2 separate regions of the Homo sapiens genome follow, and region 1 is linked to region 2. A link is a loop called in an ENCODE intact Hi-C map of the cell type or tissue named here. Cell type or tissue: PC-9. All regions are shown on one strand. Each heading gives the region's core, and the rest is flanking DNA. Links, peaks and the distances in the headings are about the cores only. Region 1 has its middle 75 kb from the start of PTCH1. Region 2 overlaps LOC105376156 (a long non-coding RNA gene).

Region 1 (10,028 bases), core at 1,266-9,265, 51 kb before region 2:
ACACAACGACTCTAGCAAGAGTTTCCAAGCCTCTCAGCCATCCTTGTGTGTGTGCAGCATCATGCAGATGGTATATGTTTGCTCTAAAGGCAAACAGCTGCAGTGGAGGAAGCAATTAGCAAATTTCTGAATTATCCTTCTGATTCCACTTAAATTCCAAAAGCTAATTGGCCAAAATGTTCCTCCTTAATTAGAAGCAATTAATATGTGAAACCAGGTTTGCATTTCACAAGAGAGTGTGCATTTCACAATTGAAATTGCATAGTTCATTTACCAATGGTCTCTAATGGTCTGTAATCATAAGGCACACACAATTAAGGTGGGATTTTCAAAGTGTAAGTACGGAAGGAAGCCTGAATATATGAATTATTCTTCTGCTGCTGAGAATCCACTTTGGGCTGTAAAGTATCCACTTTGGGCTGTAAAACATACTTCATGCATGCACACGGTTGCCCAAACACATCCACATGCATAGGCAGTCCTGACCTGTCACCTTTGACCCCTTCTGAATTCCCTCCTCTCTACTCTCGCTCCCTCTCCCTAAGGCTTGTCCTCTCTCCCTGACTCCACCAAGACACTCCCCCTCAGCAGCAATGCCAATAGAAATCTGTCCATGATAAAAACACTGATGGTTGGACCCCATCTTGGGTAGCAGTAATACCGATAACCAAAGCCACCGTTTCCTGCTTAATATGTGCCATGCTATAGCTTCTCTCACTAGATGAACCCAATAAATAAGATGTTGGCAGAGACTAGAAATGAGCAGGAAAGAGCGCGAAGATGCAGGAGGAAATACAAAAGATGAGAAAGACATGGGGCAGGGCAGCGAGGATGAGAAATAAAGAATTATGGAGGTGAACTCAGAAGAACAGAGGAAAGGGCCACACTTGAGTTAGAAGAAGTCAGAAGAATTGAGGCAAGGGCAGGCATTTCTCACTACACCACCCAAGTGATTTTAATGAGAAAGGCGGTGTTCTAAAGTGAAAGTAGAAAGATGGATCATTAAAAAGCAGCGTCTTTGTTTTATGTACTGATGTTTTCCACTATTTCCTTTTCATTGTCCAAAATCAGAGCATGATAGATGTGTTTAGAGTAGGGTCCACAAACTATAGCCCACAGGCCAAATCTGGACCCAACTTGTTTTGGTAAATAAAGTTTGCGCAACACAGCTCTGCCTATTTATTTATGTCTCGTCTAGGCCTGCTTTTGAGCTATAATGGCAGAGTTAAGTGATTGCAACAGAAACCGCATGGCCTATAAAGCCTAAAACATTTGCTATCAAGTCCTTTAAAGAAAGAGTTTGCCATCCCTGATCTGGAGCGTGGTATCTCCACATCAAACCAAATAGGCACTTTTAGCCACTGTACAGACAGGCGCTGCTATTTCTTGATATTCCTCAAACATACCAGGCACTGTTCGGCCTCAGGGCATGCACTTATTCTTTCCTGCACCTGTAATATCAGTCTCCCAGACAGACACGTGGTTCATTCCCTTATGAAATTCAGGTCTTTGTAGAAATATCATCTTTTCATTGGGACCCTGCCTGACCACCCAGTTTAAAGTTGCAAATCCAGGGAGGGCGCACCTGTAATCCCAGCACTTTGGGAGGCCAAGGCGGGTGGATCACGAGGTCAGGAGATCGAGACCATCCTGGCTAACACGGTGAAACCCCATCTCTACCAAAAATACAAAAAATTAGCCAGGCATTGTGGCAGGTGCCTGTAGTCCCAGCTACTCGGGAGGCTGAGGCAGGAGAATGGCGTGAACCCGGGAGGCAGAGCTTGCATTGAGCCGAGATCGCGCCACTGCACTACAGCCTGGGCGACAGAGCGAGACTTCTTCTCAAAAAAAAAAAAAAAAAAAGTTGCAAATCCAATCCCCACCCCACTCAACACATCCCCTCTTCCTTTACTACTTAATTTTCTCCACAGCATTTACCAGTATCTAACATCCTTTATATTTTGCCAATGTATTTGTTTCTCTTTCTTATGCTGCTAGAATAATGTCAGCTCTTGGAAGACAGGGATTTTTTACTATTGTATCCACTACTTATTCCCAAAATCTAGAAGAGAGCCTGGAACATAGTACTCTCAGTTTAGGACAGTATTTGTTATTTTTAAAAATGAGCCCTACAATGCATCTGCAGTATTATTCCTATTTCACAGATGAGAAAGCTAAATTCTATGAGGTTAAATGACTTCCCAGAGATCGCAGTGCTAGTAAGGGGGAAAGGCAGCCATGGATTCCTGAGTTTGCAGGCTAAAGGATCGCGATGGGAACGGTTTCCAGAGCTACTGGTTTCTTCCACTGCTTGCTCATGCTGAAGCTAGCTCAGAGCATAGCACCCTGCCTAGCCCCAGGCACCATGCTAAGTTCTGTGCAGGCTAAAATGATGAATATGACAGTTCCTGACAAAAAGAACCTTAAACTTCTTTAAGTTTCAGTATCGAACTCCTGGGCTCAAGTGATCCTCCTGCCTCGGCCTCCCAAAGTGTTGGGATTACAGGAGTGAGCCACCACGCCCAGCCTACGATGCATTATTTTTAAGAAGGAGTATATTAGGTACAATGAGGCTCAAAGGGATGGATAGATCAGAAAAGATGTCCTGGAAGACGTGGCATTTGAATTTGGCCTTGAAAGCTAGGATTTCAGCAGATAGAAATTGTGGGAAGGGCATTATCAAAAGGAAGGAAGAGCTTGAGCTGAGTCCCAGAGGTTAAGACAGTAGAGGTGGCGTGGCGCGGTGGCTTGCTCCTGTAATCCCAGCACTTTGGGACCGAGGCAGGTGGATCACCTAAGGTCAGGAGTTTGAGGCCAGCCTGATCAACATGGTGAAACCCCGTCTCTACTAAAATACAAAAATTAGCCAGGCATGGTGGCACGCACCTCTAATCCCTGCTACTTGGGAGGCTGAGACAGGAGAATCGCTTGAACCTCGGAGATGGAGGTTGCAGTGAGCCGAGATCGTACCACTGCACTCCAGCTTGAGTGACAGAGAGAGACTTTGTCTCAATAAAATAAAATAAAATAAAATAAAATAAAGTAGAGCTGTGTCTGAAAAACAAACAGCCCATTTTGCAGGAAGAGATGCCACCCATGAGCTGTGGTTCTGAGTGTGGTTCTAGGACTGACAGTTTCAGTGCCAAGTGAGAAATTGCTAGACATGCAAACACATAGGCCCCGTCCCAGCCCCACTAAGTCGGAATTTCTGGGTTGGAGGCCCAGAAATCTGGGTTTCAATTAGCCTTCCAGGAGATTCTTAATCTTCTGAAAGTTAAGAAGTGCCCATGTAAGGTGCACTGGAAGAAGGTGACATTGAATGCTAAACTGAAGACAATGGCCGTTATCTGTTTGCAAAGCAGTGACACCCTCTCGAAGACTGTTGAACAGATACGTGATTGTACTTGTGATTTAGAGCTCCACCAGATGGATGAGAAGTGCAGAAAGAGAACGTTGAAGTGGGAAGATCATAGAAACTTTTTATATTGGTTGCAAAATGGAAACAAAGAAGCAACCTGTTATTCTTCATAAACATGTTTCCCAACATCCACTCACTATTCAGGTCCCCATAACCTAATTTCCTTCTAGAAGAACCATCCCATTTCCCACTCTCAGTCTGTTTGGTTCAGACAGTGCTACCTTCATCGCAGGGTCCAGGGTTGTTCATGTGACTCAGACAGTCCAATAAGAGTATCACATTCTCTTGGCCAACGTTATTGGTTTGAGGATAAGAGCATGGACCAATCAGAATGTGTTACATGTTGTGAAGCTTTGTCTGAAACATAGAATGTGCTTTTCCATGGGTCTTTAATCTAAAAATCTGTAGCCTTAAGGGAATTGAGGGTGGGGGCCTTTTCTGAGAAAGGAGCGAATACAGCAGAAAACAGATTAAATGAAGGAAGAGGAAGAAGTCAACTCTGATTACATCATTTGAACCCCGGGTCAAGCTGTACCCAAAGCTAAATCTATTTCTGCTAAACTTTCCTTTCTAACAGGCCTTTGTGCTCAGGGCAATTGGAATGAGATTTTTTGTCTTGATTGACCCAAACTCAGTCATGGCTCTGGACTTCAGATAAGGGAGTCACAGACTCGTAAGATGTTTGCAGGCTTTGGACTATGATTCAGAGAAGAGAGGGAAAGTCAAGGGCAATTGACAGTGTTGCAGGATGGATTCCATGAGAAGCAGACTGTGAGAGGGAGCGTTGTGTGCGCGAAGAGCACACGGGGGTGGTCCCAAGTCAGCGCCTGTGGGGGAGTGAAGAAGCAGCACTGCGCAGTGGAGGAAGTCAAATTGTCATGCGGCTGAGGCTATGCGGAGCTGAGATGCCCTTTGGAGTTGGCTCAGGTTAGGGCAAGGAGGCCAGAGCCTCATGCCCTCACATTGACCCGTCATTGTATGCAGGTGGCCACCAGGAGACATGATCTTGGGCCACACGTTTCTCTTCCATACAGTGCAACTCTCAAAGAAGGATTCAACTGAGCCATCGGCCAGCGCACTCCCGCAGCCGGAGGACAGAGTGCTGAGTCAGGGTGTGGGTGGAGGGGCAGGGCGCTCAGGACCGCCAGGTTCCCAGCGGGGTGAGCAGCTGTGAGGAGACTGAGCCCTGCAGCTGGAATGAGGAAGTGGGAGGAGCAGATGGCATCAGAGAGAGGACAGATTTCGTTTTGAGCTGGTGGCATTTAAACGCTGGAGAAGGTGTCGACCTGGGATCAATGGGAATAGAAACCACGGTTGATGAACCCTGGCCCAAAGAGAGCGCAGACAGAGACAGTGGGGAGCTCAGAGCTCAGGGAGTGGAGGGAAGAAAATCTGGAGCCCATAGGCCGGGCGCGGTGGCTCACGCCTGTAATTCCAGCACTTTGGGAGGCCGAGGCTGGCGGATCACGAGGTCAGGAGATCCAGACCATCCTGGCTAACACGGTGAAACCCCGTCTCTACTAAAAATACAAAAAGAAATTAGCCGGGCGTGGTGGCAGGCGCCTGTAGTCCCAGCTACTTGGGAGGCTGAGGCAGGAGAATGGCGTGAACCTGGGAGGCGGAGCTTGCAGCGAGCAGTGCTCGAGCCACTGCACTCCAGCCTGGACGACAGAGAGAAAGAAAGAAAAGAGGAAGGAAGGAAGGAAGGAAGGAAGGGAAGGGGAAGGGAAGGAGGGAGGGTGGAAGGGAGGGAGGGAAGGGAGAAAATTTGGAGCCCATGAAGGGGAGGGAAGGAGTAGCTAAAGAGGCAGCAGAAACCAGGCCGTGTTGCCAGATGATAACAATATAAATAGCAAATGCTTATAGACTCTTGACTGTGTGCCAAACAGTATTTACTGTAGAACGTTGTTCTACATTCTTAGCTCGTATTATTTCTTCATAGGAAACAAAGGAGGTGACGGCCAGTGAGTGGGGTGGGTAATCTGCTGATGAGCAGTTAAATCAGGGAAGTTAAATTAGCAGTTAAATTAGGGAAGCATCTGGACTCTGCATGTAAGGTAGATATTTTAAAAGTCATCAAAAAGGAGTTTGTGTGTTTGCTGAAGAATTGTGTCCCCACTCTCTTCATTGCTGTTCTTTTAACAGCTTTATTGGGATATCATTCACATACCATACAATTCACCCATGTAAAGTATATTATAATTCAATCGTTTTTATATTCACAGAGTTGTGGAACCATCACCATAGGCAATCTTAGGACAATTTTGTTACCTTCAAAAGTAACTCCATACCCTTTAGCACTCACTCCCCCCCCACTCCCCCCCCACACCCCCCCCGCCCCGTCTGCCACAACCGGTGCCTGTTCACCTGTGCAACCCTAGGCAATCATGAATCTACTTTCTGCCCTGCTCTGGATGTTTCCTATGAATGCAGTCTTATAGTATGCAATCTCTTTGTGTCTGGTTTCTTTCACTTAGCATAATGTTTTTTCCAGTTTCATCCATGTGATAGCATAAATCAACACTTCATTCCTTTTTATGTCCAAATAATATTCCATTGTATGGCTATCCACATTTTGTTTATCTTTTATCAGTTGATGAACGTGTGGATGATGTCTGCCTTTTGACTATTATGAATAATGCTGCCGTGAACATTTGTGCACAGGTTTTTTCAAACACTTGTTTTCCATTTTCTTAGGTGTACACCTAGGAGTGGAGTTGCTGGGTCTCTGTTTGGCTTTTTAAGGAGCCACCAAACTCTTTTCTGCAGTGGCTGCACCATTTTATCTTATCACCAGCAGTGTAAGAGTGTTCTGATTTCCCCATGTCCTCACCAATATGTGTGATTATCTGAATGTTCATTCTAGCCATCCTAATAGGGATGAGGTAGCATCCCAATGTGATTTTTTGGGTTCCGTGTAGATTAGACTGAACTTCTTGCCCATGCTGACATTAAACTCACATGCAAAGAGATGGACACACACACATCTCACATGGGGAAACAAGCTCAGGGGGGCGAACCAGGGTAGTCCCTTGGGAACGTCCAGCTCTGAAAGAGGAGAGAGGCACACAGGAAGAATAGGAGTGCTTGGCATCTGAAAGCACAGGGCGAGAATAAAGCCAAGCACCGACCATCCTAAGGAATGACCCGACCCTTGACCTTCCACTTCAGCAGTGCGAAGATATTCTCCATTTTGTTTTTGAAGTGGCCATGGATTTAGTCCACCCCATGTTCCACCCCCGCCCATCACCACCTGTTCTGAGGGCTGGGGTGAGGAAGGAAGGAGCAGGATGGGTCCTTTGAGCCCAATTAACACACACATTTTGCTTCCAAAGCTTATTGTGCACCTTATGCCAAGATTTGAGTAGGACTCAACTTAACCAGTATATGTAAAAGTCTTCTTAGAACTTGGAGAAAACAGATGATGCATAATGCTGTGTCGCAGATTATTAAATAATACTAACAGGCAGATCAGGGGCAGGCTTCAGGAAGGGGTAAGCACAGCCTAGAAATTCAGAGGCAGGAAGGATCACTGTGGGCTGGCAGGGCCATTTTGATATTTCTGTGGCAGGAGGGACTGGTTTCTGAGATGACCTTTCTGGCAGGGCTGTAGTCACCTGCCAACCTAAGAATGAAAGTTTAGGAGAGGATGAGAGCAGAGATAGTGTCCAAAATAGATTTGACGTCTTTGCCAAGGACTGTGCTTTACATTTATTCTCTATGTAACTTTTAGAGCAGGCCTGTGTGCCAGACATGAAGTGCCAATTTGCAGTCGAAGAAGCTGAGGCTCAGAGAGGGTATCAGGTAGGGTTCAACCAGAGAAGCAGAGCCAATAGAAGAGATGAGAAATAGATAGACAGACAGACATATAGATGATAGATAGATAGATGATAGATAGATAGTTAGATAACAGATGATAGAAGATTGATAGATGATAGATAATAGATGATTGATAGATGATAGATGATAGATGACTGATAGACAACAGATAGATGATAGATGATTGATAGATGATATATAATAGATCATTGATAGATGATAGACTGATAGATGATAGATGATTGATAGACGATAGATAGACAGATAGATAGATAGATGAAAGATAGGTGATAGATAATAGAGGGATAGATAGATAGATAGATAGATAGATAGATAGATAGATAGATGATAGATAAATAGATAGATTAATTACCAAAAACACTGGCTTATGCAAGTCTGGGGTTGTCCTCAGGACAGACAGTCAGGAAGGGGAGATCATGAGCAGGCTGGAGCCCCATAGGCATGAGCTGAAGCCTCTTATTCATATACCATCTCTAAACATAGGAAAGCCTATACCTTATTTTAAAGGTCTTCAAACTGATTAGGTCAGGCTCACCTATAATAACCTCGTTTTTGATCAGCTTGAAGGGGATTGATCTGGGACTTTCATCACATCTGTAAAATACCTTCACAGCAGTACCCACATTAGTGCTTGAGGGAATACCTGGGAGAAGGTGCATGCATGCTACAAAATGGCCACTGCTTCCCTTCTATCCTCCAATTCTCCAAAAAGAAAATCTCTTGTAGCCCACCCTAACCAGAAACATACTCAAAAGAGAATGCTGGGGTCTGTAGCTGAGCCTAGCCCAGGCAACACATCAGAAGCTGTCACCATCACAGATCACAGACAGGTTAAGGAACTCTGTTGGTCAGGATTCCATTACAGGGAACAGATTTCACTCTCCCTAGTTTAAGCAAAAATATTTATTACAAGGTAATGAATGGTTTACAGAATTATTGAGAAGGCTGGAGGGAAAACTGTGGGATGAGCTTTCAGAAGCAATGCCAATACCACAGAGGCAGACCACCAAGAGGGTTTCTGCCTCTTTTAAGATCAAGAAGCCACCAGTCAAACTGGAAAGTCCTTGACAACTCCTGAACCAAGCCACCAAAACCATGCTTCCCAGGAGAAATACCAGTAACAACACAAAAATGGCCTCGTACTCATTTCTGCGTTCTGCTTTCTCTGACCACACCAAATGTGTAGGACCTAAACACTAGGTCCTAACCCCTAGCTGCAAGGGAGTCTGGAAAATGTTTTCAGTTTCTCATCTCTGAGATACAAGATGAATGGACATAGAGTACCAATCCACGGCAGTAATATACTCAAGATCCTTCTGCCATGAAGGAGCAAAGTCAGGATTCAAACCCAGGTCGTGCTCTTGACCCCCAGAGTGCACTTCATCCCACGATCTGGAATGGCCTTTCTTCCCTTGCCACATTGGGGGCTTGTCTCAGTCTGTTTGCACTGCTATAACAAAATACCACAAACTGGGTAGCTTCTAAACAAAGACATTCATTTCTCACGGTTCTGGAGGCTCAGAAGTCCAAGATCAAGGTGCCGGCAGGTTCAGTGTCTGGTGAGGGCCTGCTTCCTGACTCATAGATGGCCCCCTCTCAATGCACCTTTGTAAGGTGGATGGGGCAAGGCAGCTCTTCAGGGCCTCTTTTATGAGGGCACTAATCTCATTCATGAGGCCCTCCCAAAGGTCTTACCTCCCAATACCATCACACTGGTGATTAGGCTTAACATGTGATCTGGGGGGACACAACTCACATCATAGCAGGCCTCTTTCTTGCAAGTATTTCTGGTCTCTTCTAAGTATACATTTACTGGCTATATCCACAGTTTCCATTCTTGTCATCAGCTGCAGAATATTCTGAAACAGTCCATACGGGAGGAAATGAAAATGATCAGTTTTTGTCTCCAGCCCATCTGCATCACCTCAGGATTGGGAAGGCTGCAGTGTGTACAATCCACTTTTCTTCCCGAGCCAGCCATGTTAAAATGCTTCTGTTTATGGATGTCTACAAAGCAGTGACTGGGCAATTCAGTCCAGTGGTCTCAGGAACCCCTGGAAACGTAGGAGGCACTTGGAAAAAAACAAAACAAAATCTATGGCCATGATAATAGAAAGTACCTGTAGTGAAAACCCTGCCTTCCTCGGGTCTTTTCTTTGTGTCCTAGTCTATCAGCCCCACACCCCAAAATTCCTAAATAAGCCCCAGTGAACAAACTTGGGCAGCTTCTGGGCAGGCACATGAGTGCCGCAGCACGGCGTTCTCGAAGGAGCTGCGACAGCCATGGAGGGCCAGTTCCTGAATGAAGAAAGACCTGCATGAGTCAGTGATGCTCCTTCACACCGGGAGGAACCTGGAAATAAACAGTTTAAAGGCTCTCAAGGGAACCAAATTCACATTCCGGGCAAATGTCCCTGTATTAGTCAGTTCTCGCACTGCTATAAAGAACTATGTGAGACCGGGTAATTTAGGAAGAAAGAAAAACTTCTTTCTTCATAAAGAAAAACTTGACTCACTGTTCCACAGACTGAACAGGAGGCATGGCTGGGGAGGCCTCAGGAAACTTACGATCATGGTGGAAGGGGAGGCACATCTTCACATGGCTGGAGAAGGAGAAAGAAAGCAAAGGGGAAAGTGCCACACACTTTTAAAAACTAGATCTCATGAGAACCCACTACCATGAAAACGGCAAGGGAGAAATCTGTCCCCATGATCCAATCACCTCCCACCAGGCCCTTCCTCCAACATGGGGGATTACAGTTCAACATGA
Region 2 (10,028 bases), core at 1,306-9,305:
AGGACCTGAGGTAGAACGCTTTCAGGATGGAAACGTCTCAAGACTTGGAGTCAGACCCATTTAGGTTCAACGAGTGGTTCTGCCACTCAGTAGCACTGAGCACACGTAGAGTCCAGATCTTGGTTTCCAATCAAAGGAATCAGGGCTCCTTGGAAAGATGGCTGATTCTAAGGCTGGGGCAGGAAACATGCAAGATGAGCCTGGAGCTTCTCGTAGTGACAGGAAGTAAGGAAGCACTCAAGTGTCCCCCCCACCCCCACACACCCCCACCATTGGTGGAGCTATGTCAGAGGGGCGCAGAGACAACTGCAAGGCTTCTAATGGCCAATGCTGGAACAATGACAGCAAGGAATAAATAAAGTGATATTTAATTATAACCCAAAGCATACTACAGCTGTTCATGATCCCATACTGACATAAATAAATTGTTGAATAAATTAATAAATGGAGAAGAAACAAACCTTCCAGGCAGAAGAATTCCAAATAATGTATGTAGATGCTGCACACTGAGAGAGATAAAGCATAGCTCCCCACTCCTAAGTGTGGGCTACACATAGTCACTTTCTGCTCAAGAGTACAGGATGGAAAAAAGGAAAAAAAGAGTAACATTCCAATCACCTGCACCATTCAGGTGATCGAGGTCCTCATCAACAGTCATAAATGGGCCAGGCACAGTGGCTCATGCCTGTCATCCCAGCACTTTGGGAGGCCGAGGCAAGCAGCCCACTTGAGGCCAGGAGTTCGAGACTAGCCTGGCCAACATAGTGAAACCCCGTCTCTACTAAAAATTAAAAAATTAGCCCCGAGTGGTGGCACACACCTATAATTAAAGCTACTTGGGAGACTGAGGCAGGTTCAAGACTCGCTTGAACCTGGGAGGCAGAGATTTCAATGAGCCAAGTTCGTGCCACTGCACTCCAACCTGGGTGACAGAGTGGAGACTCCATCTCAAAAAAAGAAAAAAAAAACATAATTCATGTTGCTAGAGTGTCCCCTTGATATGGCACTTTCATTCTGTGACCTTCCTCCCCAAAATCTATAACCCGTGTCCAGTCATGTAAAAATCATCAAACAAATTCCAGGAGAGGAGCATCCTACAATACACCTCCCTAGCACTCCTCAAAACTGTCAAGGTCATCAGAAAAAAGGAAAGTCTGTCACGGGGTGTCCAATCTTTTGGCTTCCCTGGGCCACACTGGAAGAAGATGAATTGTCTTGGGCCACACATAAAATATGCTAACACTCAGGATAGCTGGTGAGCTAAAAAATAAAAAAGGTCCGTGCATCAATCTCATAATGTTTTAAGAGAGTTTACGAATTTGTGTTGGGCCACATTCCAAGCTGTCTTGGGCCACATGTGGCCCATGGGCAGAGGATTGGACAGGCTTGGTCCGTCACAATCAATAGGAACCCAAAGAGACAGAACAACTAAATGTCCTGTGGTATCCTGGATGGGGTCCTGGAACAGAAAAGAGATACTAGGTTTAAAAAAAAAACTAAGAGAATCAGAATAAACGATGGACTTTGGTTGCTAATAATATATCAATATTGGCTTATTAATTGTAACAAATGTACCATACAATGTAAGGTGTTTATAACAGGGAAGCAAGATGGTGGGGCTGGGCTGGGAACTCTATCTGCTCGATTCTTCTGAAATAAAGAACTGCTCTGAAAAATATCATAAGTGCAAATCTTATAAATCTGGGGAGAAATGTTTAAAAGGTATTAATAATAGATGCAGCCCCTAATGCTCCCTAAAATCCTCAACAGCCTGGAAAATTGCCTTTGATGCAAAATAAAACGAATGATATGTTGTTGTTTTTAGAGGTAGAGCAGGAAAGTAGAGAGCAGAGCTGCCTGCTGATGAGGAGGCAGCAGGAAAATCTCATTAGCGCCTGAACCTCTGGTTCCTCAGGGTGTCCATGGGACCTGGTTGGTGAAGCTGTTTGTTATTTTTCCCAATTTTCCATGTTTTCCTGGTACTGAAAATACCTCTCCAGTAACTCTCCTAGAAACATGTAACCCCATGGAGAAAGCTAGACACACCCTGGGGCTAAACAGGAATGTCAGGACACCTTGCCTGGGTGGTCAGGAGAAGGTGCTTTAGTTACACCTACAATAAACTCCCGCGTGTCAGCAACCTGAATGGGTCTCTGCTCCTCGCAACAAGAAAGAAGCACAGAAAGGACGGAAGTTACTCAATGTACAGTGGCACATTGGTGATTTCTTCTCAATGCAGCGGCATTATCAGAACCATGTGTTAGGGAAATAATGGCTTAAAAAAGAAAACTGGAGTTTGGAAGGCCCATTACAGCAGTGCTTCTCAGCTGTAGGGTGGGTGAGAATCCCTTAGAGAGCTGCTTCACATGGATTCCCAGGCTCCCGCCCCAGAGATTCAAATCCAGTAGGTGTGGGCTGGGGCCTGAAAATGTGCTTTTCTGGCAAACTCCCCAGTCCTGTGGCGGTGGCAGCTGGTCTTGTCCCACTCTGAGGAATTCTAAGGCAGGAGGGCTTTGCAAGTCTGTCAGGAACGAGAATGAGAACAAGAGGACAGGGTCAATAAATGACTCTCCTCTTCTGTGGTGCAGGATACCGTGTGCATTTTAGTACCTGGTATGTGGACACTAGACAATGATATCCTGGGACCTAGGACCACAGGGAACTCACTGTTACTTCCCCAGTGTTACATGCTGTCCGGTACAGAGGGTGAGCTTCATAAATAGTTGTTAGCTGAACAAGTGAATGTAACATGACTTAGCGTTTGCCTGGGTATTGGGAGTGATGACGGTTTGAGTGTTTATGTACCCCCCAAAACTCAAGTGTTGAAACTTAATCACCACTGTGATAGTATTAAAAGAAGGGGCTTTTCAGAGGTGACTAAGTCATGAAGGCAGAGCTCTAGTGACTAGGGTGAAGGCCTTTATAAAAGAAACATCACACAGCATTTGCCCCTTTTTTGCCCGTCCACTTTCTGCCGTGTGAGGACACAGCACTCAAGGCACAATCTTGGGAGCAGAGAGCACCCCTCACAGACACTGGACCTGTGGGTGCCTTGATCTTGGACTTCCCAGACTCCAGACCTGGGAGAATATACATTTCTGTTCTTTTTTTTTTTTTTTTTTTTTGAGACGGAGTCTCGCTCTGTCCCTCAGGCTGGAGTGCAATGGCGCCATCTCGGCTCACTGCAAGCTCCACCTCCCGGGTTCATGCCATTCTCCTGCCTCAGCCTCCCCAGCAGCTGGGACTACAGGCGCACGCTGCCATGCCCAGCTAATTTTTTGTATTTTTAGTAGAGACGGGGCTTCACCGTGTTAGCCAGGATGGTCTCGATCTCCTGACCTTGTGATCTGCCTGCCTCAGCCTCCCAAAGTGCTGGGATTACAGGTGTGAGCCACCGCACCCGGCCTTACATTTCTGTTCTTTATAAATGGCTCAGTCTATGGTATTTTGTTACAGCAGCACCAGTGGACAAAGACTGGAGTGGAAGTTAAATGTTTTGTTCTGGTGGAGGGGGACATGGAACAGTGGTGTCAAGAAAAGGACTGGAGATAAAAGAGAAGACTAGAACATGAAATAAAGGAATCAGCAGGGGCTCTTAATGTCAGCAGCTGAAACTTACTCCTGCTGCTTTAAGCGAGGAGAAAATTCACTGACAGGTTATAGGGTGGTTCATGGAGGCTAGAGAGCCCCGCAGGGCACCCACATGGGCGGGACCATAGTTGGGATTGCCCCGCAGAACTGCTCCAGGAGGACCCGGGTGTTATGGGTGCTGTACACAGGCTGCATTTCTTGCCCCGTGCCCACCTTTCCCGTGGGTGTCAGACACCCCCCCATACTGCCCCTTGAGTTCCCTGCCACTAAAGGTTCTCTGCTGTCACTGCTGGGCAGAACCTGGTAAGCCAAGCCTTTACCTGGTGTCAAGCGAGGCTGGGGAGGCAAAGATATGGAGGCTTCAGCCTCCAAGATGGGAGCCAGGATCAGGCAGGGCATCTCCCAAGTATAGAAAAGGGGCTAAAACTCACAAGCATCCAGGACATCTGGCTTCACAGATTGGTCAAGAGCACTCAGTTCAGCAATCAGAAGTGGCCAGGACAGGGGGAAAAAGTTCAGTCTGTGTTGCCTTCTTCACTGGCATTGCCAGGGGCACCTCAGTCCCCCAGAGGAATCATCCAAGAATACAAGTAACCAGAAAGTCAACTTAGCTTAAATGAAACCGTGTCTATTGCAAACCATTTTAGTAAAATAAACTTGCCCATACCAAATTAGGAAATCTGGAAGTAACTTCTGAATTACAATCTATGTAATTATTTTGTTGGTGAAACAATTTTTTTCTCATATACAATTGGGAAAAATAAATGGGTCAATGCTGTGATGTGAGACTACTGTGACATGGAGATTTCTATAGTATCATATTTATTATAGCAGGATTTTATTGGTTTTTAGCAAAGTGGCAGTGACATTAAAGGAATCTAACCAAGCTGCTTTGCCTGAACACTTCCAAAGGGAGGTCTGAGATTCCAGAACACGTTATCATTTTGAAATGCTAGTCAATCCAAAGATGGGATTAAGATAAGCAAATTAGCTTACTATCCACATTGGAATGCAAGTCTTCCAAACAGTGAAATATCTCAGAGCATACTCTTATCTCATCATCTCGTTTTTTGGAATGAATTATTCTGCCTACAAAAAAGCCTCGCTGAACCACCAGGGTAACTGGCAACCTGTGGAGAAACCACAAGCTACCCCGAAACTAATTCACGAGAGTCCCCTCAGCAGATCCTATTTTATGTAAATAAATTTTTTCATTGTTAGGTGTAAAATCTGCAAGTCATTTCACCAACTTTGACTGCATTTCTCAGCCACGCAAGTCTGCAGCTGGCAAGGATGCAAACAGCAGGCCAGCAGCTCGTAAACAGGGTTGGGCAAAGCTGTCAATGTTATTCAGGTATTTTCTGGTTTTAGCCTTTAGCTCATCTAAGATCCTTTGCTTATTTTCCGACTGCAGGCTAAAACTAATTTGTTGAGCTTTTATCAGGGCTGGCTGGCCCTATAGAAATTTAGAATGTTGTTGGCTGGGTGTGGTGGCTCATGCCTGTAATCCCAGCACTTTGGGAGGCTGAGGCGGGTGGATCACGAGGTCAGGAGTTTGAGACCAGCCTGGCCAACATGGTGAAACCCCGTCTCTACTAAAACTACAAAAATTAGCTGGGTGTGGTGGCGCATGCCTGTAATCACAGCTACTTGGGAGGCTGAGGCAGGAGAACTGCTTGAACCCAGGAGGCGGAGGTTGCAGTGAGCTGAGATCACGCCACTGCACTCCAGCCTGAGCAACACAGCAAGACTCCGTCCCAGAGGAAAAAAAAATTTAAAGGTGGCCCTCCTTGTATTTGACCTCGAACTCGTCTTCCAGCAGTTTATTTTCCTCCTTCACTTCTCTCTAAGCGCCCAATATTCTCGAGCCGCCGCTTCCTACCTACCCACCGGCTCCTATGACTCCACCTGTGGGTTTGGCATGTTGCCAACCTGACCAGGCCAGAGGGGCTGAAATGTAATTAAGTTGTAGATGAGCTTTTGTTTTAAATCAACTTGGAGAAAAGATAAAAACCAAAATGTGATGGCCCAGGGAGATAATTACTTTCCTGTGGCTGTTTGATGATCCAACGCAGGTTGGCTCCCAATTTGTCAAATAGCATGTACTGAGCTTCAAACACACAACAAATCTTTATTAAGTACCTTCCGTGCGCTAGAGGCTGTGCTAGGTTGTGGGAATAACCAGAAGAGGTAATCCATGCTTTCAGGTAGCTCAAGGTCTGTGAAGAACACGGGGACCAAGGGAAATAATTACAACATGCAATTAGTTTCTCTACCTTGGAGTTTCCATTGCATTAGGTACAAATGTCTGTTGGCACTTACCTCACACCATGCTTTCCCAGCTCCTAACATGGTGTCAGGCATATAGCAGACTCTCAAAAATGCCCATGAAATAATGAATGAATACACAAATGAACAAACAAAACATTATGGGAATGCCAATATAGAGTGTGGTGGGAGCAATTAACTCTGGCTGGAGGAAAAAGGAAGTCTTATAAGAAATTGTGATTTGAGTTGAGGTTTAAAGCATGTCTAGCGCGGTGTCTGACCTTGAATGAGCCCATAATAAAAGTCAGATGAATTCACTTGGGTGGAAGCTCAGGTGGAGAAAGAGGGCATTCGGAGGCGAGGGTGTTCCAGGCAGAAGTATTCCAGCACTTAGCCTAGTGCCTAGCACGTGGCAGGAACATAAGAAGTACTTGTTAAATGAATGAATGGACCAATGAGTGTAACACACGGCACAGACAAAGTCACCAGTATTGTGAAAAAGTAGACACATTTAGGGAGTGACATATTTGGAAAATTCTATGATTATAAGAGAAGAAGAGAGAGCGAGAGAGGTAGAGAAAAAAGAATGGAAAATACAAGAAAAGTGCAATGCAAGGAGTGGAGCTACTTGGGGAAAGAGGAACTTTGCAGGGAGGAAAAAGCTCCAATGAGAGCATGGAAATAAGCCAAGGACTATAGAATCAGGTGTGGTGTCTGTGAGGAGGAAACCTAAGGATCATGTCTTAATATGACTGTGGCCAAGGGGGCTTTCCGGCAGCAGGGCTCGGGCGAGGAACAGAGTGTGGTCAATCACTGAGGACAGGCAATCTCTCAAGGGACTCTGGCCCAGAAGGAGCTGAGTCATTGAGAAAATAAAAACAAGGAGAGTTAAGAAAAAATGGATTGTCTTAAGCTGGGGCAAATCGGAGTGAGCTATATTAGACCACGTATTCGTTATCTATTGCATGTAACAAGTCACCTCAAAACTTTGTGGCTTTAAGCAACGATCAACCTTTATTACCTCAGACAGTTTCTGCAAGTCAGGAATTTGGGAGCAGATGAGCTTGGTGCTAAGGTCTCTCATGAGGTTGCAAGAAACATGTTGGCTGAGAGGCAGCCATGGGAAGGCTTGGCCAGGCTAGAGAGCAGCTCAAACACATGTTGGTGGGCGCTCCAGTTCCACCTCACACAGGGAGCAACTCACATTAAGTGCATTGATGTCCTTGTGATGTGCAGCTGGCTTCCCCCGGAGCATGTGTTCCAAGAGAGGGCAGAGTAGAAGCTGCAATATCTTTCATGACCTACCTTTGGGAATCGAATGCCATCATTTCTGCAATATCCCATTGCCTACATTGATCAGTCCTGTTCAAAGTGGGAAGTGGGGCTGGGCACAATGCCTCACGCCTATAATCCCAGCACTTTGGGGGGCCAAGGTAGGCAGATCACCTAAGGTCAGGAGTTCAAGACCAGCCTGGCAAACATGGTGAAACCCCATCTCTACTAAAAATACAAAAATTAGCCGGGTTTGGTGGTGCATACCTGTAGTCCCAGCTACTTGGGAGGCTGAGGCATGAGGATCACTTGCACCTGGGAGGCAGAGGTTACAGAGGTTGCAATGAGCTGAGATTGCACTATTGTACTCCAGACTGGGTGACAGAGCAAGACTCTGTCTCAAAGAAAAAAAACAAAAAACAACAAAGGGAGCCGACCACGGTGGCTCACTCCTGTAATCCCAGCACTTCAGGAGGCTGAGGCGGGCGGATCACAAGGTCAAGAGATGGAGACCATCCTGGCCAACATGGTGAAACTCTGTCTCTACTAAAAATACAAAAATTATCTGGGCATGGTGGCGGGCACCTGTAGTCCCAGCTACTTGGGAGGCTGAGACAGAAGAATCGCTTGAACCCGGGAGGTGGAGGTTGCAGTGAGCCGAGATCACGCCACTGCACTCCAGCCTGGCGACAAAGCAAGACTCCATCTAAAAAAAAACCACACACACACACAAACGGGGTTCAACAAAGATGACTAGAAGGTGGCAAGAATCACTGGGGGTAACTATCTTGGAGCACTATCCAAGAGACAACTCCAAGGTGATATTGGAGGCTGGTTACCACAAACTGCATTCCATAATTACCTAATCTGATGGAGTTCTCTAGATTTGACAGGCAGGTTCAATAAAAGACGACAAAAGTAGCCTTCCACAGCTCTGGGCTTAAGATATCCTCCCCATAGTAGCTAATCCCTTCAAAAGGAAAACATCGCATCCTCATTGTAATGAGGCTCATTGGCCTGGCTTGGGCCCAGTAAACAACCGTGAGCCCATTTATTGTGACAGGATGGCTCCATTCCATCTGAAGTGCATAGATGGAGTGTGAGGGACCCACCAGCAGTGACTCGGGCAATTCACTCTTTCTGGTTCCATTACTGGCTCTGTTCCTCCAAAAAGAAGAGACGCAGAGCAAATGAGAGAAAAGGTGGCAGGTGCCCTCTACTGCCCCAATGGAAAAAACCGCCCACTCTGCCCATATCTAAGCTTTTTCTTAGCTGGCGTAACATCACATCCTATATCTACTTGTCTTTTTTTCAATCAACATTTTGTTATTATCTGAATATATTGCAAATATAGATATATCACTACACCAAAGATTTATGAGACCTGGAGGCTGAAAACTATGAAACATTGTTAAGAGAAGCCACAGGGCTGGGCACAGTGGCTCATGCCTATAATCCCAGCACTTTGGGAGGCTAAGGCTGGTGGATAAGTTGAGGTCAGGAGTTCAAGACCAGCCTGATCAACATGGCGAAACCCCATGTCTACTAAAAATACAAAAATCGGCAAGGTGTGGTGGTGTGCGCCTGTAATCCCAGTTACTCAGAAGGCTGAGGCACGAGAATTGCTTGAACCTGGGAAGCAGAGGTTGCAGTGAGCCAAGATTGTGCCACTGCATTTCAGCCTAGGCTAGGCGACAGGGTGAGACCCTATCCCAAAAAAAAAAGCCACAGGAATAATGGCTCACACCTGTAATCCCAGTTACTCAGAAGTTGAGGCAGGAGGATCGCTTGACACCAGGAGTTCAAGACTAGCCTAGCCAACGTAGCAAGACCCTCACTCTAAAAAAGTAAAATAAATAAATTAGCTGGGCATGGTGACATGCACCTGTAATCCCAGCTACTTGGGAGGCTGAGGTGGGAAGATCACTTGAGTCCTGGAGTTCATGACCACAGAAAGCAAGCTATGATTGTGCCACTATACTCAAGCCTGGGGAACAGAAAGAGACCCCATCTCTAAAAAAGTAAAAATAGCCCAAGCATGGTAGCTCACACCTGTAATCCAAGCTCTTTGGGAAGCCAAGGTGGGAAGATCACTTGATCCCAGGAGTTCGAGACCAGCCTAAGCAAAATAGCAAGACCTCTTCTCTACAAAAAAGAAAAAATTAGCTGGTGTGGTGGTGCATTCCTATAGCCCTAGCTACTTGGGAGGCAGAGGCGGGAGGATCACTTGAGCCCAGGAGTCCAAGCTTACATTGCACCATGGCACTCCAGCCTGGGCAACAGAGCAATACCTTGTCTCTAATAAAATAAAAAGAAAATTATAAAGAAAATTAAATAAACCTAAATAAATACAGAGATATCCTATGTTTATAGATTGGAAAACAGAATATTGTTAAGATGCCAATTATCCCCAAATTGATCTATAAATTCAATGCAATCCATCAAATCCAGGAAGACTAGATTTTTATGTTCAAATTGATAAGGGGATTATAGAATCCCTACGGAAATGCAAAATACCTAGAATAGCCAAAACAACATTGAAAAACAAGGACAAAGTAAATAACTCATATTCATAAAGCTATAGTAATGAAGACAGTGTCTTATTAGCATAAAGATAGACAAATAAATGAGCGAAAACAGAAAGCAGAAGCAGACCCAGATATACATGGCCAGTGGGCTTTCAACAAAAGAGCAAAAGTGATTCCATAAGCAAGGATTGCTTTTTCCACAAATGGTGCTAGAACAAATGAATATGCATATGTAAAAAAAAATTAATCCATGTCTCACACAATATATAAATATTAACTCAAAATGAATCATAGCCATAAATATAAATCCTAAAACTATAAATCTTCTAGGAGAATACATAGAAGAAAATCTTTGAAACTTTGAGTTAG

Evidence for each region. Hi-C counts contacts between places; a loop is a spot of excess contacts. Peaks named below come from ENCODE experiments on the same cell type or tissue, not always from the same donor. Only the 100,000 strongest peaks of a DNase experiment are listed, where the experiment ranks them.
Region 1: it touches region 2 in a loop (5-fold over the local background); 2 of 110 quality-filtered maps call a loop at or near these places.

The regions. Positions count from the first base shown.
Region 1 is chr9:95,428,909-95,438,936 of GRCh38, reverse strand. No RefSeq gene overlaps it. Among named protein-coding and RNA genes, the nearest start is that of PTCH1, 75 kb to the left of the region's middle. RefSeq lists enhancers at 3,962-4,533, 4,534-5,106. In PC-9, for the core only: a CTCF peak has its summit at 4,400; a DNase peak (open chromatin) is centred at 4,516; H3K4me3 peaks cover 998 bases; H3K27ac peaks cover 1,805 bases.
Region 2 is chr9:95,378,145-95,388,172 of GRCh38, reverse strand. LOC105376156 (a long non-coding RNA gene) reads left to right here. Exons shown (of 3, transcript NR_188614.1): 3 at 1-1,678. Among named protein-coding and RNA genes, the nearest start is that of FANCC, 65 kb to the right of the region's middle. In PC-9, for the core only: no CTCF peak of the experiment used is centred there; DNase peaks (open chromatin) are centred at 4,702 and 6,832; H3K4me3 peaks cover 1,256 bases; H3K27ac peaks cover 5,924 bases.